Regions from separate parts of the Homo sapiens genome. Here region 2 is linked to region 1. Evidence: chromatin loops called from intact Hi-C (ENCODE). Cell type or tissue: PC-3. All regions are shown on one strand. Links, peaks and the distances in the headings refer to the core of each region. The heading gives the core; the rest is flanking DNA.

Region 1 (9,472 bases), core at 2,623-7,622:
TGGATTGCTCCTTATCTTGTTCGTCATTATAGAACAAAATTTTTTTGCTGCTTACCACAACATACTGAAATAAGAAAAAGGGGGGAAGAGTTACAAGAGCAACATTAACTTGGTTTAAAGTGATAAGCATAATATTTGCCACTAATATCTAGATTATACTGTATTAATGTAAAATAAATGCTAGTAAAAAAAAGTAGCTAATATAAGTTCTATGCTCCAAAGTAAAATATAGAACAAAATACCAGTTAGAAAATAATTAGGTATATGGTACCTGTTTCTTCCAGCCATATCGTTTGATATTTCCTCTATTTGGTACTGAAAGCCAACCTTCAATTCTTGACTCTAGGAGAAAAAGAATATATGTATTAGTCAGTCTTAAATTGTAACAAAAGAAAAACTATTAAAAGTTGTCTGACAGCATGCAGCAACAAGCAATTGAACACAACTAAATGAATAAGTGCTATAATTTGCTCTTCCATGCTTCAATCACACAAATCAACTTTAATGGCCATACAAATATTGCAGAAAAAAATTCCAAGCCACTTTTCCCATACAATTTAACATTTAGTAATCAATTACAAAAGTATGAAGTAACAATACCCTTAAGAGCCAGGCAAGACTGGAATGGATTGCAGCTTAAATGGGATATGATGTAGAAGACTTTATCATTTAACATTCATATAAAAATAATCAGCAAAAAAAAAGAAAGAAAAAAATAATGCAGCAAGTGGAACAAATCAGAGCCATGATTTACACAAGAAAGAGCAAGCAAAAGTATAGAAGTGTCCTATTACTCACAGAAGACAAGAATAGAAGATAAATAAATAAGGAATGCAGGCAGAATCAACTAGATATAAAGAATAAGAGACAAGTATTTTATTTGTTTTCTCAGTACAATATTCTGATTAAGCTTTTTGGTAAAACAACTTCAATTTGAATTTGTAACTATTTCAATAAAATTGCCCAAATTTGGTTGAGGGGAGCACTTAACTCTAGTGCTAAGTTCAATTGCAATTCTACTCAAACTAAAGAGTTTTAAAGCCTCTTAAGTTTCTGATATCACAATTTGATCAACAGTAAAAACAACACAGAATCCATTTGGTCTACTGCCATTATTTCAACTAGTACGTGCATACCAGGAATTCCTTGACTATTTGATCAAGGCATTTTATAATAATTATTACTATTGTTTAAATATAACTAATGTCTACTAGAAATATCTGGGGGATAAAGACAACTCCATTAGAAATAGTTATTTTAGATCAGGTTGGAAATAAGAAAATCCATTCAATTTAACTATTTTCCGTATCTACCTTATATTTGAAACACAAAAGAATAGAAAAATAACCAATTTCAAAGTATGACACTAAAATATGAGATTATACTATCATTCAAATGGTAATCCTAAGGCAATATATTGTCCGCCTTCATATAATTTAAAAGCTATAAACTCAGTCTTACAGTAACAGTTAACAATAGGTAACATTTACTGATTTATTTATTCATAAATTTACTATTTGCCACATGCTTTATAATATCTCATATTTAACCTATGTATAAGTCCATGAATACAGGATATTATATTCCGAGGAATTCGGAAAAGGTTCTACTGTCATCTTTCACTTACAAAAGAAGAGACTAAGGCTTAGCAGGGTAAACGGACTTGGGCAAGGCAACTCTATCAGTATCTATCAAAGCTCTATGGTTTCAAACCCCGGCAGTCTAATTTCTGAGCTTATGTTTCTAGAGCACAACACTATTCTGTTCGCAAACAAGCTCTGCAGTTGACTGAATTGTGGGAAATATTTTTTTCCCCTACTCCCACCAGGTACGTAATGTCTCCACACCTTTGCTTGTGTTATTCCTCTTCATATAAATTGTTAAAATGGAGGAAATGGTGAGGTAACTTTAGTTCAAAATGATCCCTCTCTTCTCCCAACATTTTTCTTTTTCCTTTTTTTTTTTTTTTTTTTTTGACATGAAGTCTTGTTACGTTGTCCAGGCTGGCCTCAAACTCCTGAGCCTCAGCTTCCTAAGCAGTGGCATGTACCACAGCACCTGGCTTTAATTGCTGCAATTTAGTTCATGAAGTAATTATTTTGTTGCTTAGGTAGTTCCTTGGTAAGTTTTGTGAGAGCAAGGACCATATCTTAACACTTGATTTTATATATCCCATGGCAAATGACACAACGAGGTGGTACTTGACAGATATTTGTTGATTATTTTGTAATTCTGCATTTTTCTGAATTAGCCAATTAAAGTCATCCTTTGTAAATAGTGGTTCCAGTTTAAAAACCAAACAGGCAGTTTTATACTAAATAGCATGCAGAAGACTGTTGATCACATATTGATCATTCACCAATATTTTATCTTATAAAAGCAAAAAAGTTATTGCCAGAAATTTTCCCATTAGTGTGGTAGAAATTGCAGCTCTGGTTTTAAAGTGTAGTTTGGAAAACATTAAGATGAACATTAGTGAGAATGAAAAGGAGTCTTAATATCTGATAATACAAAGTTGTTTAGTATTAGTAATTCCTCACCAAAAACAAAGATATAAAAGCCTTTGAATTCTTGACATTTACACAAAATTTGTATGCCAAAATACCCTATACTTTCACATTATTTCTTTGTGACAATCAATGTCAAAAATATTTATGCTTTCTGGCTCTAGATGTGGGTTAACCTGCCAGTTTTAATATATCTTCAATAAGTTGTTATATGGTATGGCTTTATCTGTCATTTCAGTGTTCCTTAGAAATTTTATATATCAAGGGAATCTTATGAGTCAAATAAGCCAGAATTCTACATTTGCTCATATTTAAATTAAATGAAGAGGGTCAGGGAGAAAATAAATTAAATGAAGAAATCTGGAATGCAAATAAAGGTGTCAAGAATATGTGAAGGTTTTTGCCAATTTACAACAATGTCATGGGAGAAAATTTTAGTTTTTCCATCTGGTGAATTCCCTCAGAGAAGCAACTGAACTAAGCTCAATAATAACAGATAAAAAAATACATACTAGCTTCTCCTGCGTTTCCTTTCCTTACGCCTACCATAGTTGCAAGATAATATACTTACCAGTTTTTAAAATATATAAAGACCTCCTCTAAAATCGGGACCACCTGTAACTTAAGTGGTGATCTGGAGGTATAACGCTGTAAATTCCATCTTTTATATCACAAGCACAGAAAACAGCTTCTCCAGATAACTAAATGAAACTCCCACTGAGAGAACCTCTAAGTCTGGATTATCCTTAATAATATTCTACATATGTACAAAAACAACTTGGCTCTAAATTTTATACAATATATTTGTAGAACAATTTTAACTTATAAGAAGTTAGATGTATATTACTGCAATATCAGCGATTTCTTTACCCAAATAAGAGACAATCTAACTACATGTACATCAATACTCGATATAGCCAATTCAAACATCAGAGCTAACCTCTGAAGACTACCTAATTTATTTAGCTATACCACAAACATACTGCTTAAGAAACAGGGCTAAAGAACCATTTCAAAACACTTTAATTAAATTCAAAAGTGATATAAAAAAGAAAATTAATTAATACTCAACAAGTCAGATACACCAACTTCAAATCACTAGATTTGGGCAAGGTCAGAAACATTCATATATTCAAATATTGGGAAACACACCAAGAGATCCACCATTTTCAGGTTTAAGTTACATAACCTAAGGTCAAGCTGGATGGAAAAGGGTATGATACAAATAATCCATAAGAGATAATGAATATTACTGGAGTATCAATACCAAGTTTTCCTAATCCATCATCTATTTCTACATTCTCTTCAGATGTCTAGGTTAACAGTTCCAAAAGAAGGAAAGAGAAAGAATGAGGAAAAGAAACAGTTATCACATTAAAGTTTTTTGTCATCTAGGCAACAGGCACCCATAACCGTAAGGGTAATCTTTATGTTTGTATTGTGTGCTAGGTCACAACCTGCTACAGAACCAAAGAGAAGATAAAGACATAAAAGAATTAAGAGAATGAAGGTGACTTCAAGAACTTCAAAGAGTTATAAGTCAGAGAAGGAGTAACATTTTTTAAATAAAGTTTTTAGAATTGGGAATTTTAGAAGGGAGATTTAATATTTAAGCTAGTTAATAACAAAATGGCCACTAAGGATTCATAGAGGCTGCGTTCTAGATGTGCAAGATAATTAAATTATAATCTTTATACTGAATGATGAAATATAAGAGAAATAATAAAAGTTGCAGTGTCAGTTTATCCATCCAACTACTTAAAAAAAAACTGAAAAATGTGACCCATATTTCAAAAAGCCATCATTTTAACTTGGAGTAAACTTAATCTATTCAAAGCCCTCTCCTTTTTAGTACGTATATTCATTTACTTATTTTCTAAACTGAAGTAAAAATTAATCATTAGCCATTACCTTCAAGAAATTTTTTAGACACTTGAATGATATGTAACTATCTAATATTAAGAATGAATATCAACATTCTTTAACAATTCTTCCTAGATATGAATGCAAAACCTTAACTTTATTTGCCAGGGACCATTTTTGAGCATCTAGTAAATGGTGGATTTAATACAGATTTTCAATTTACTAGCAAAATATCTGACCCACAGAGAGGTAAATAATATTGACAAAGACTATCCATTAATTTCTACTTCCAATATGAAAGTCAAGGTTCAGCACTGTTGAGATTTTATAAAGTCTCAAAATTAAGAACACAGTAATAGGAAAAGAGGTATTAACTGGCCTCTTCTAGCAAGGGAGAATGGCTACCAGTACTCCCCGCCCCACTTGGTTTGGACTTTGATAACCTTAAAAACAAAATTCCTGAAAGTACACTAATATTCTAAGAAATATACTGAAAATGGAGCTAGTAGAAACATTTAAAAATCTCTTTGCTCAATAAGTCAATTTATTAGGTCAGGATTCTGAAACCTAAATGGATTCCCAGCCTAAGTCTGCCAATGAAGCCAGCTGATGGCACTATGAGCTTAGCCTTTCTGAATCAGCCACGATGGTGGGTAAAATTAATCACTTTCCTCATTAGCAGTCCCACCAGCTCACCTTTCAACTCAAATCTTCTAACTAGCATTCACCAATAATGTGTCCATTTCTGACATATTTAACCCAATACTAAGAACACTAAGGTGCATATAAGGCATTATAAATAGTTAAAGGGAAATGGGTGGAATAAAAATAAAATTGGTCAGGATTTCGAACTGACACTAAATAGAGCAAGGTCGGCCAGGCGGGTGGCTCATGCCTGTAATCTCAGCACTTTGGAAGGCCAAGGCAGGCAGATAGCTTGAGCTCAGGAGTTCAAAACCAGCCTGGGCAATATGGTGAAATCCCGTCTCTACAAAAAATTAAAAAAATTAGCCGGGTGTGGTGATGTGCACCTGTAGTCCCAGCTACTCAGGAGGTTGGGGCAGGAGGATCGCTTGAGCCCAGGAGGCAGGATCATGAACCAAGATCACGCCACTGCACTCTAGCCTGGGCAACAGAGTGAGACTGTTTCATACATACATACATACATATATACATACATACATACATACATACATACATACATACATATATACATAGAGTAAGAATGTATACATACATACATACATAGAGTAAGAATCCCTATACTAAATAACTCCAGAAGTATCTCAGGGTTAATGAAGTGGGAATCTAACCTACCAATTCAGTTCAACAATTGAAAGAATGTAGCCAAACACTTCTAAAAGTCATATTCTTAGTGATGATTAAGTCTAACTTTAGAAAGATGTTCAAACAATAACTAAAGCTACAGGTTCTTATTAAATTCAAAGTGATCCTACAATAATGAATCGTGTGTACCTGCAAGTTTCTCAAGAGGTAGGCAGTTTCAGAGAGCCAAAAATAGGTAAACAGAGGAGTTCCTTGACCACTAAAATAAGAAATATTTCTTCGCTGCCTTTCCATTCCCAGATACCTGATTTTGACCTAGCAAAGCCACACAAGAATGAGGCCAGGGATCACATAGCATACAGAGAGGAGCTGAATTCATTTCCCACTTTGAGTCCCACTTTCTTGACCAAGAAAGATACTATAAAATTTTCTGAGTGACTCCTCTAGTTCCTTATATCAAATTCACAATAACAAGTAATATCTGTTAAAACAGAATCCCAATATCAAACATGCTGCTTCATAAATATCTTCCTATTTATGTATTATTCAGAAAATACACTAATTAAAATCTATTTTCAAGTGTATTATCATGTATACAAAACTTCCAAGACTCTGAACTAAGACTCTGTGTATATGTAAATGCATGTTTTAATAATGATAACCTACTCATTTTATTTCTAAATTGAACTTATAGTATGTGTATTTCTCATCTCTGTAAAGTACATAAAGGTATTATAGTTTACATGACGATTAAACCAAGAATGAGGTTGTGTTTATTTTTAAATTGATTCTCCACTGGGAAAAAGAAGACACAGAAAAAAGTCTCAAATCTTAGCCACTCATTCCTGCCTTTATTTGACACCCCCGGCCTCTTACTGCACTGCCCAACCCATTTTATCTATTTCCCCAAACTTAAAACTTAGCAAAGTCTGACTGAAGTTGATCACTACTCCACTAGATAGGGTTCTATATGTAGCTGCTGTGGTTCTGATGATAAAGTACAGTTCTTAGTTTTAGCACAAGAATACATAAAATGTTAAAGAGCTATTACTCACAAAAATGTACAACTTTTAAAAAATAGTGAGATGTGTAGTAGCAGCTTTGACTCTCACTGTGGACTTAGGCTGCTCAAAATAGGTTCATAAACCTCTTATGGTTTTTATTCAGGTAAAGCTTCTTAGGTCTATTTAAATAGCCTAAGATTGCTTACAACTGCTCTACTCCACAAAATACACCAAGTGTATAATCATCATCAGGCCTTGGCTATCAGAAATAAGAATTCCTTCTTAGGAATCCATGGACAAAATGACAAGGAGGTAGAAAACCAAATGAAAGAAATATACACTAATTTCCATGACATTTATACATGTTTGAATGATACAGAATTATTCTTACCTGGGAGGTTACCATCAGTTTCATCAGCACTAGGAAAACTAGCAACACTTGTAGAATCCGAGAGGTCCAAAAGTTTAGCACGCAATTGCTCAATATCACTCTCTTTGCTGGCCAACTGCATCTGAAGCTCATTCCTATGTGCACATTCTTCTACCAATTGCTAATTTTGAAAAGTATCAAGATAATATAATCAAGCTAAAACAATTTCCAACATTACTAATTGAAATATGATAATTTAAATTGCTAATACTAAAAATGTACAGTAAACTTCATGAATGTTTGCTACCACAGATTTTGATACACTACAGAAATGTCAAGTTCTTTCTCAGTAATACAATGCTCGGACAAATTCCTTTTCTCCTTGCCTTAAAAAGAGTTTTTGTTTTTGTTTTCAAACATAAGCCATCAAAACAAAAAAGTTACAACAAAAGAAAATGCTTTTCTGGCTCCAAATGAAGTAGCTTTAAAGGTATAGAAAACTTCAGAAAACCATAACTGATGGAGCTAAAAAGCTTAGATCTAAGTGCCCGAGACCAGGTTCTCAATTTTGTTCTATTAACAAGCCAAGGGGTATCAAAAAATTAAGCTTGTTATTTTGATTTCAAAAAAGTGAGTCTTGACTAGAGAAAATAAATAAGCTACAATACTTCAAAACCTCTACCCCAATTATAGTTAATATTATAACAGCCATATCCCAATTTCAGTCTGAAACCAAACAGGCAGAACCCTTGATTGTTCCCAATCTAAACAAGATAAATAGATAACAAGTATATACAGAAATAATTTAAGAAAATAATCCTTCACACTCATATCCATACACACACAGAAACCTTACCGCTTGCATGTCATTCAGTTCCTTCTGATGTTTCACTACCATCTGGTTGAATTTCTCTCTTTCTTGGTTGAGTTCCAGTTGCAGCTTTCGATTTTCCTTTTCTTTCTTTCTCAAATCTTGTGTATTAGCTTTCTTTCTATCAATTTTAAAATCTTTTCGATTCATTATTTCTGCCAATTTGTTAACAGCCTATTAAAATATTATTAATAAAGATCAATAGTGTAGTCATCCAATTTAATACTAAAATGTATTTTTTTCTTCAAAATCAGGAAGCAGGACTTTCTGTGTGTATGAAAATTAGGACAACTTCATGATGGTTGAGACATGATAACTGGTAGCACAAGTAACTAACACTGACTTATCACACTACTTAAATGTAAGAACCAGGAGCCTTTCTTTGGTTAACTTTACAACCCAGTACTGAATCAAGAGTATGCTAATCCTACTCTGATGTTGGGTACTAGCAAATAAAGCTTCTATGCCTTGGCCACATACTCTTATCTTCTACAACTATACAATATTACTAGGCAAGTTAGCTTTCTTAACTGAAATCCTATTTCTTTTTTTTTTTTTGAGACTGGGTCTTGCTCTGTCGCCCAGGCTGGCATGCAGTGGCATGATCTTTGCTCACTGCAACCTCTGCCTCCTGGGTTCAAGCAATTCTCGTGCCTCAGCCACCTGACTAGCTGGTATTACTGGAGCGCACCACCACGCCCGGCTAATTTTTGTATTTTTAGTAGAGACTGGGGTTTCGATGTCAGCCAGGCTGCTCTCGAACTCCTGGCCTTAAGTGTTCTGCTGGCCTCAGCCTCCTAAAGTGTTGGGATTACAGGCATGAGCCACCGCGCCTGGCCTTGAAATTCTATTTCACAAATAAGTTTTTTATAGTTAGCGGGGAGAGAATTTATTTGTTCTGATGAAAAGCTTGAACCTTATAAGCCTTGGTTTTAGGAAAAAGTGCATAAAGAGCAATGATTAACTCAAAAATGAACATGTGGAAAAGATCGAAAGCATGTATACCTGTGTTTTAAGGGTTCGTTCAGTGTTGATATTCTTTTCAAAGGCAGCCTTAAGATTACTGATCTCCTCCTCCTTCTCCAGTTTATATTCTGTCAACAAATTATATTAAATGTTATTGTATGGTATTAATTTAATTTCTGCATTTCAAACTAACAATGTCTTTAATTATTCAAATAAGTATACATTACATAGTAACTTTCAGTAACTTCATTAAGATAATTCTTAAGGCTACAGAAGTTACTTAATATATGAAAACAGGTATCTTAGAAACCTAACACAACATAGGTAAAGATAAATCACTGAATTTGATTTAACATGATGATTTTTTAAAAATTCTACATACCTTCCTCTGCCTTCTTCATTTTCTCTGTTAGCTCTTCATTCTCTCTTCTTAATATTTCAATATCTTTGGTTAGCATGCTGTTTGCTTCTTCAAGCTAAACAAAGCACACAAAAGTTTAAGCTCCAGCCTCTTTGCTATTCTCGTATTTCAGGCAGTAACCTTTAAATATACTGCTAGATAAAGACAGGTCAGACACTGCTGAACTACAGCAAATGTCTGGTT
Region 2 (9,472 bases), core at 519-5,518, 490 kb after region 1:
CATGCTCACCACAAGTGAGTTTTTGAAAGAAATTAGTTATGAGCTTATCACAGGAAAGGTCAGTTTCCTGGCATCACATTTCAAAACCACATCATTAGGTGAGTGGTTGTAAGATTTGGCAACACTGGCAGCCCCTAGTTGTATGATTTTCTGAGTTTAAATCTTAGCCTGTCAAGATGAGTGTGGAGCTCAAGCTTGCCAGCTGATCTTTCATTTGAAATGGTTTATCCTAAGTATTTTGTCACTAACACCACAGGAAGCAGTAAGGGGGTCTAGAGGAAGGCCCATTGGTACTGGATTCAAAAGTCTCAGCTCAGCCACAACCTTGTTGAGTGACCTTGGGCGAGTTTCTCTCTCCCTGGAACTCGGTTTGTTCGTTCGTTCCTTCCTTCCTCCTTCCCTCCCTTCCTTCTTTCCTTCCTTCCTTTTTTTTTTTTTTTTTTTTTTTTTTTTTTACAGTGTTGCACTCTATCGCCCAGGCTGGAGTGCAGTAGCGTGATTATAGCTCACTGCTTGACACCACCCCTCTTCACGGGCTCAAGCGATCCTCCCACTTCAGCCTCCCAAGCAGCTTGGACTACAGACATGTGCCACCATGCCTGGCTAATTTTTTAATTTTTTGTAGAGACTGGGTCTCCCTTTGTTGCCCAGACTGGACTCCAGCTCCTGGCCTCAAGCAATCCTCCTGTGCCTTGGCCTTCCAAAGTGCTGGGATTACAGGCATGAACCACTGCGCCCAGCCTGGAACTCAGTTTTCTAATCCCATTCTGTCTGCTTTTGAGTATTAGGGAAGTCAAGAGAGATACAACATGTGAAAGCATGTAAATTATAAGCACTATATCAATGAGAGTAGTTCTTGATATAGAGACACCAGTATACTATAAAGATGGCCAAGTGTAAATGCTGATATGAATTGCTGGCTGACCAACAAATCTACTGAGAACAGCCTAACTGCCCAACTTGGGCAGTTAATAAAAATGAAACAAACATATCCTTCCTTGTAACCTTCTTATCTCTATTTTGTAATAGGCGATGACCTAGACAAGCTGCTGGAAAAAATGCAACAAAGAAGAGGAGACAGTGTGGTTACCCCTTTCGATGGAGACCTTAATGAATGTGTGTCACCCCAGGAGGCTGCTGCTATGATTCCCACACAAAACCTGGGTAATGTCATCTCAGACCAAGAGGAGGAAGTCAGTCCTTGGGACAGACATTGTAAAAACTAAGTCATTCTAAGGGTTTTGAGGATTCTTCAAGTCACAGACCACAACAGCCTTTTCCTGATTGTCTACATGATAAACCTGGTTGAAATTAAAAATGCTTTCCCATGTGGCCTGGATCAAAGGCTTTGTTCCTAGTAAAAGTCTTCTGGAATGAAAATCAAAGTCAAAGACTTTATCTTAAGCACTCTCTCTTTTTTCTCTGAAAGATTCCAGGACATTGGCTCATTTTCCTTAGCTCCACCAGCTGTGCCCAGAGGACTTCAAAAAACCGTCTGAAAGAGTCAGACTACAGGCAGTGCAGGGTCCCCAGCTCCTGCTCCTTCACTTCCTGTCTGACTTGTAAAACACACATTATCTCAGGGATAGTGAGGCTTTATTGGCAGATAGAGCAGCGCTACCAACATGTCATCTGCCCTACAACAAGCTTCAGGGGCTCAAAGTGGGAGTGTCAGGGATGAGGAGTCTGATCATTAAGACTGGATTCATTTGGGTTCAGATTTCTTCCCCAATTCACTGATTGACAGGAATGACATAGGACAGGACAGAAAAAAGAACAGGAGAAAGGATAGTTGGGAGACAGACCCATATAAGCTGCTGCTGACAGCCACTTGGCCCCCACTTGATAGGAATGTATCATTTATATATTAGGATTGTCTCAGGCAATAAAAGTAGCATGGCTTGGCAGTCAGCTCTGTTGTTAAAACAAATGCAAATATAGGCAGTAAAATGTTTTGACTTCTCAATGGTATTTGGTAATAAAGTGATGATCCGGATGATCTAAAATGTGTTTATATTAACTGTTTTGAATTGTTAACACATTTAGAATTTAAACATTCTGAGAGGACTTACAGATTCCGGAGTACATTCTTGGTTCCCTGTTTAAAAACCTTGTTTAAAGATGTTTTTGAAATAACAGCCTAACTGTATTAAAAGACAGATATATTTTGATTAGTAGTCTGTGGTACAAAGACTATTTGGGCTTCTATTTAAAGTTGCAGGTTTGGGCTTTTCCAGTGGATTCTCTCAACTACTAGGGAGACCATCCATCTAAATCTCCACTTGCTGTCAGTATCCATGGTAACTGGGATATGTTGACGGCTGTCTTTGCCTCGGCTGCATTTGATTTTAGAAAACATTAATTAGCACAGGTTAATTAGGCCCTGTTGCAGTTAAACTGCCACATGTGTTCCTGATAATAACCAGTGCTTTAAAGAAGCATTGGATGTTGCCTGCTCACGTGTTTAGCTGACTAAACTTCTTTCATTGTGTGTGTGGATGTGCATGCACGTATAAGAAAGATTGATCGCTTGATTATACTTGCAATAAAAAGCTACTGACCTGCTTAGAGTATCTGGGAAATGTTTTTGTAATATGTCACCTGCTGAGTGGCCAGCTGGCTATGTCATGAGTCAGGTGTCTTCAGATAGTCCAGGCATCAGCACTGGAGCTGGCCACAACCACCTAGACCTGCTAGGTCACAGCACTGGCAAAGTGGAGTCCAGTGGGAAGAAAGGTGAAGGTCGTGTCTCCATGACCCACGTTATGTAGTGACTGGGGAGGGAATTTCCGACCATGTTGCAACTGACTTGCTAAAGAGGAAATATTTACTGTAGTGCCTTCCAGAAAAGCTCAGGGGAACTCAGCATCATGATCATTATGGCATCCCCTCTTTCCTTGAACTGGGTCGGGGCTGGAGAACTGGCCTGTGCTGATATTTCTAAAGAAAACTGGAAATGCTACCCTTTCCAGGGATGAGTCTTGGCTCCAGCTGCGACAGTGTAGTCGGTCTCCTCCACTTCTGGGTTGGGATAGGGGTGTTGAATTAGGCATTTGTGAGATAATCAATCAATTTTTAAATAATACATTTGCAAAACTGCAGCATCCACTCCTGAGCACATCCTCTCATCCACGTTTCAGGGAAAATAGGCAAATCTATTAAAACTCAATAGAGAGTGCAAATAGCAGGTGAGAATTCGTAGTGAGAGTGTATTACATTACCGTCTGTGTGGTATGTGTCCTCATAGAGATTCACAGTGGCCATTAGGGAAGTAAATTAACCTTGTTCTTATGACTTCTCTTTAAATTTTAGATTTAGATAATGAAACCTTCCACATTTATCAACCGCAGCTAACAGTTGCCAGAAAACTCTTATCCCAGGTGTGTGCTATAGCGGACAGTGGCAGCCAGAGCCTGGACCTCGGTCACTTCAGCAAAGTAGACTTCATCATCATTGTTCCCAGATCGGAGGTGTTGGTTCAGCAAACTCTTCAGCGGATTCGACAATCAGGTAAGAGTGAACTTTCAAAGAGGAGCCCACCTAGATCCAGCTTCAGATCCCCTCTGCCTCTTTCTTTTGCTTAATCCAAACGTCTAGAGGATGCTTAAAACCTTCTTCAGTAATAAAAATCATAAAAGCACTTTGTTATTTTGGGTTTATCTGAAGTTTTCCCTCAAAGTACTCTGTCCTTTTTCCCTCAAGGTCAAGGGTAAATTGTTGTGCATGTTTGCCAGGTATCATTAAGTTCATGATGTAATCTGTGGGACTAGAATCTGGTCATTTATGGATGAAGAGAAATTTTCTCAAGGCGAGGATGGCCCTGCATGGGTTGATGGCGTCTGTGCCACCTGAACTCCTCCCACCTGCAGGCCTCATTTGCATAGGTGGATTCTTGGCCATCTAGCACATTAACAGCACGTCTGGGACCTGGAAACCAGAACACCATCCCCCATGTCAGCAATGACGTTCTTTAAGAAAAAAAGGTTAGCGTTATTTCTAATAACTTTAAGTGTAAAGAAAAAAAAATGTTTTTCCCAGAAAATGTGAAAAGGTAGAGAGCAAAAATTTTACAAGTCTAAAAAAAAAAAATGTTACAAGTCTGTGGTAAATAATATCCCTTTTCAGAAATAAAATTTGATTAGAATTACAAGAAGTTATAAGGAATTTAGAAACTTGAAACAGCTGTAAAATGCTTGCCTTTGTAAACTAGGTTTGAAAACGAAATTATAAATGTCAAGTTGCTTCTGATTACCTTAGCTGAGGAAAACACACACACACACACACACACACGCAGATTTTAGATCTGGAAGATGACTGTTTTTGCCACAGTAAAGAATTTTACTTTCGGCCGGGGGCGGTGGCTCGCACCTGTAATCCCAGCACTTTGGGAGGCCAAGGCGGGTGGATCACTTGAGGTCAGGAGTTCAAGACCAGCCTGGCCAACATGGTGAAACCCCGTCTCTACTAAAAATACAAAAATTAGCCAGGTGGTAGTGGCACATGCCTGTTATCCCAGCTACTTGGGAGGCTGAGGCAGGAGAATCACTTGAACCCGGAAGGCAGAGGCTGTGGTGAACCAAGACACTGCAGTCCAGTCTGGGTGACAGAGTGAGACCCTCTCCCAAAAAAAAAAAACAAAAAAACAAAGAATTTTACTTTCAATATATTTAAAAACAGGTAGGAAGCAGAAAAATCCAGAAGTGCTTAAAATGTGGTTTATATGTTCATACCTGTCATATTGTGCCTCTCAAATTTTATCCTACATAAAGATCACCTGGGGATCTTGCTAAAATGCAGATTCCACTTCAGTGAGTCTGGGTTGTGCTCCGGATTCTGCATTTGCTTTTTTTTTTTTTTTTTTTTTTTGTGAGACATAGTCTCACTCTGTTGCCCAGGCAGGAGTGCAGTGGTACAGTCCTGGCTCACTGCAACCTCCACCTCCTGGGTTCAAGCAATTCTCCTGCCTCAGCCTCTTCCAAGTAGCTGAGATTACAGGTGTGCACCACCACTCCCAGCCAATTTTTGTATTTTTAGTAGAGACAGGGTTTCACTATATTGGCCAGGCTGGTCTTGAACCCCTGACCTCAAGTGATCCACCAGCCTCAGCCTCCCAAAGTGCTGGGATTACAGGCATAAGCCACCATACCCAGCCCGGATTCTGCATTTCTAACAAGCTTATAGTGAAGCCAGTGTCAGAAGACCACACTTTGAGTAGCATGGCTCAGTGAGAAATCTTGCTTGATTGTACTTTTAAAAATAACTAAAAGAGTATTGTAATTGGATTGTTTGTAACACAAAGGATAAATACTTCAGGGGATGGATACCCCATTTACCCTGATGTGATTATTACACATTCCATGCGTGTATCAAATTTTCTCATATGCTCCATAAATATATACTCCTACTGTGTACCCACAAAATTTGAAATTAAAAGTTTTTAAAAAGGCCTCTTGTTCCAGAGGCCAAATGAGCTGACTGACAGTACATTTTTCCCTGTTTCTATCTCTTTAACCCCTCTTGGTGGCTGTGACTGACATGTGAAGTTTTGTCCACACCTTCTGGAGTCCCAAGTGTCTGGTTGACAGTGCAGTCTTCTTTTTAGCCTCTCAGTTTTGGAATGACAGGTTACAAAATGACTTGTTGGAAATATCGACCTGTAGGTGATGAGCTGGAAAAGGTCAAATGCCTTCTCTCATGGCTCTCCCAAAAACCAAAGTGAGTTCTCTCTCTCAGCTACCGGCTTCTTTCTGCATTTATTTTTCCTGCCCCTTCTCCAGTATGGGGAGTGGGTTGTTGTCGGTCACACCAAGCAGTAGCCAGATTTTTTGTTATTTCATATGGATTTTTTTCCTTTCGTAACATGGAGGAAGGGCCTTGTCTTTTAAGTATTTTACTTGTACCATTTGGCATTTGTGGCCTCCCTGAGTTTGTGATCTGATATCCCAAATTGTGCTTGAGCAAACACATCATGGCACCTGTTTGAAGTGACGAAATCATCTGCAGAGCCTTTTCCTGAAATAACCTCTCAGTGACCTGCACTTTCACCTTTCCTAATAAATGCAAGCTCCTAAATAAAGCCTTACATTTTTGACAGATGAATAAATTGTGCAGGTTTTTTCCTTTCTCTTCTCAATGCCCTCAGATTTTTCTAAAGTGTTTTAAGATTATCACCTCTCAAAAAGGTACCAGAATTTGACCAATTATGTAAGCTTAGAATCCAGAAAAAAAAAAATCATTGTAATAGACATGTTTGGCACACTCAAAGCAAAGCATATTTTTAGAATTATTCACATCTGGCTTTGGCATACATACTGAAATTTTTGCTGCAAAAACAATCACTTCTGTATATTTAAACATACCTTTATTTTGTTATAAAAACATGATTATGGTATGCCTTATTTTTAAAAAATAAAGTAGAAACCTTTAAACATTTATAATCCTACCATTCAAGGGTAACCACTGTTAAAATGTTGGCATTAACAAATAACTTAATACCTAGTGTTCCACCTCTCTTCCCTACCTCTGTTTTTTTCACTTGGCATTACAGTGTGTACCTCTTTCCATGTCATGAACATCTTTTGTGAGCATCATTCTTAATGAATGTATAGTCACATCATAATTACAAAAAAAGTATTTATTTTGATATTTAAATACCTTCATATTCTTGGAACACATACCAATTGATAGAAGAGAAAGGACTAGAAGCATGTTAAAATGTACGGAGAAATTGCTCCGGGTAGAATAAATAGCAGGAGAGCATCCATTAAAATAACTCTTTAAAATCATAGCTGTTAAAACAGAAAGTTTTTAAGAAATCATCTGACTTAGTTTCCTCATATGTCATCATGTGAATTGAGAAGAGCCTAGTTTGCCTGAGATCACAGAGGGTAGTACCTTGAGAGCAAGGACAGTTTTTTTTTTTTTTTTTTTTTGAGGCCGAGTTTTGCTCTTGTTGTACAGGCTGGAGTGCAGTGGCGCGTTCTTGGCTCACCACAACCTCCACCTCCCGGGTTCAAGCGATTCTTCTGCCTCAACCTCCAGAGTAGCTGGGATTACAGGCATGCGCCACCATGCCTGGCTAATTTTTTTGTATTTTTAGTAGAGACAGGGTTTCTCCATGTCGGTCAGGCTGGTCTCGAACTTCCGACCTCAGGTGATCCACCCGTTTCGGCCTCCCAAAGTGCTGGGATTACAGGTGTGAGCCACCGCGCCCGGCCCAAGGACAGTTTTTTTATTGTTGCATGTCTAGTGCCTCGTTTCATGCCTCTCTTGGGCCTGGCACCAGCAGGTGCTCAACTGATGTTTGAATGGAGGGCTAGAAGGAGAAAGAGATGGGCAGAAGGAGAAACAGTGTCCAAGGTCTCTGTGTCCTGGTTCCATTTGCCTCCTTTACTAAAGAAAGCATTCCAGCAGAGTCTGCCAGGAAAAGCACCCAGGCAGGGAAGAGCTGCCAGAGTATGCAGAAAGGGCACATCCTTGGCAGTGCCTGCATGGCTGAAAGTAAAAGGATGAAAATAGAAACCATCACGTTGTTGCAGATCCAGCACTAAAGTGAAGCATTTGAAACCTCAGCACACATTCTGATGAAGAAATGAAGCAAAGAGGGGAGGGAGGAGGAAAAAGGAAAACAAAACAAAATATCATGGACAGAATTTGAAGGTTAAAAAAAAAGAAATGGAGCGGGTTTAACATCTTTTAAGTTTGCGTAACGTAGACTTGTAACTGCTGGAGTGATCGTGGGGAAGGAGCATTTTTATACTATAGGAAATTATTTTATTTTAGTGTCCTTTTTTTAGAAATCTGAAGTGGTAGCATAATTCTAATTCGGAGGACCCCGCATTCTGTGAATGAGAATACTAGCATACTGGTGCAATCCAAAGGCAAGCCCATTTCAGTTCAAGGTGGGAGAGAGAAGTACAGGAAGTGACTGTCCGTTTTTTGCCTCCCTGCTTGTAAAATGGTGTTGGTGGGAGCCCTAGCAAATGGGAGCGGATCTGGAGGTATCCAGGCAAGGAAGTTTTATCCTGTCAGGGGAATGACACAAATCTGATACTTTAACACATGCATGATTATAACAAAGCCAGAGAGACGTATTTGTCTGCTGATATAGAGATTACTCTATTCAAATGGACATAAGGCAGTTTTAAGGAAGCAGTAGACATTGCAGGGGAAGTGAAGAGAGAGAGGAAGGCATTCCCACTTTCTTTTCTTTTTCTTTTTCTTTACTTTTTTTTTTTTTTTTTTTTTTTGAGACGGAGTTTCACTCTTGTTGCCCGGGCTGGAGTGCAGTGGCACAATCTCGGCTCACTGCAACCTCCGCCCTTCAGGTTCAAGTGATTCTCCTGCCCCAGCCTTCCGAGTAGCTTGGATTACAGGCGCCCACCACCATGCCCAGCTAATTTTTGTACTTTTAATAGAGGCAGGGTTTCACCATGTTGGCCAGGCTTGTCTTGAACTCCTGACCTCAAGGGGATCTGCCCACCTCGGCCTCCCAAAGTGCTGGGATTACAGGAGTGAGCCACCGCGCATGGCCGGCATTCTCAGTTTCTAAAAACAGATTTTCTTGTGGCAGAGCTTTCTTCTGTAAGATAACAATAAATAACAAAAAAAAATTTTAATAAAAAAATAAAGACATATTTTTTTGGTCTCACCAACCTTATACTCCCTTGTTGGTCACTTAAAATTTCAACAGAAAAAAAGACAGTATTTTTTGTTCAGTGACTAAGACACAGGGAACAGGTGCCCAGGAAGAATGTACTGGGAAACTGCTGTCCTGAGGTAGAGGAAACACGAGAGATTGCTTTGTGCAAGCATAACCCAGCACATGCATTGCTGTCCGGGGGATGGCCCAGCCAATACCCAGCTCTCAGTACCTTCCGTTCTCACCCTCAGGCACATTTACCCCCCGCTTCACCACAGCCACAATGACTGCCCGCCTCGTCATACCCTGGACCCTGCCTAATCCTGGAATCACCCATTCAGATGTTCCCAATTTCAGGCCACACTCTCCTTCAGGCCACACATATACAACATGTTCTCACTGTGTGGGGAAAAATCAACCTTTCCAGTTGATGCCGTACTAAATTCTTGTTTTGTTTTGTTTTGTCTTGTTTTTGTTTTCGTTTTTGTTTTTGTTTTGAGATGCAGTTTCGCTCTTGTGGCCCAGGCTGGAGTACAATGGCATGATCTCGGCTCACTGCAACCTCCACCTCCCAGGTTCAAGCAATTCTTCTACCTCAGCCTCCCGAGTAGCTGGGATTACAGGCATGTGCCACCATGCCCAGCTAATTTTTTTGTTTGTTTATTTTTGAGACAGAGTTTCGCTTTTGTTGCCCAGGTTGGAGTGCAATGGCACAGACTTGGCTCACTGCAACCTCCGCCTCCCGGGTTCAAGCGATTCTCCTGCCTCAGTCTCCTGAGTAGCTGGGATTACAGGCATGCACCACCACACCTGGCTAATTTTTTTTATATA

Evidence for each region. A loop is a pair of places that touch in the nucleus more often than their neighbours do. Peaks named below come from ENCODE experiments on the same cell type or tissue, not always from the same donor. Only the 100,000 strongest peaks of a DNase experiment are listed, where the experiment ranks them.
Region 2: a loop joins it to region 1, with 6 times the contacts of the local background. A loop is called at or near these places in 1 of 110 quality-filtered maps.

The regions. Positions count from the first base shown.
Region 1 is chr18:20,959,865-20,969,336 of GRCh38, forward strand. ROCK1 (Rho associated coiled-coil containing protein kinase 1) reads right to left here. Exons shown (of 33, transcript NM_005406.3): 24 at 9,251-9,344; 25 at 8,908-8,996; 26 at 7,888-8,076; 27 at 7,053-7,212; 28 at 272-342; 29 at 1-64. Among named protein-coding and RNA genes, the nearest start is that of ROCK1, 150 kb to the right of the region's middle. In PC-3, for the core only: no CTCF peak of the experiment used is centred there; no DNase peak of the experiment used is centred there.
Region 2 is chr18:21,451,054-21,460,525 of GRCh38, forward strand. GREB1L (GREB1 like retinoic acid receptor coactivator) reads left to right here. Exons shown (of 33, transcript NM_001142966.3): 13 at 1-98; 14 at 1,030-1,164; 15 at 3,313-3,510. Among named protein-coding and RNA genes, the nearest start is that of GREB1L-AS1, 4.7 kb to the left of the region's middle. In PC-3, for the core only: no CTCF peak of the experiment used is centred there; a DNase peak (open chromatin) is centred at 2,588; H3K27ac peaks cover 520 bases.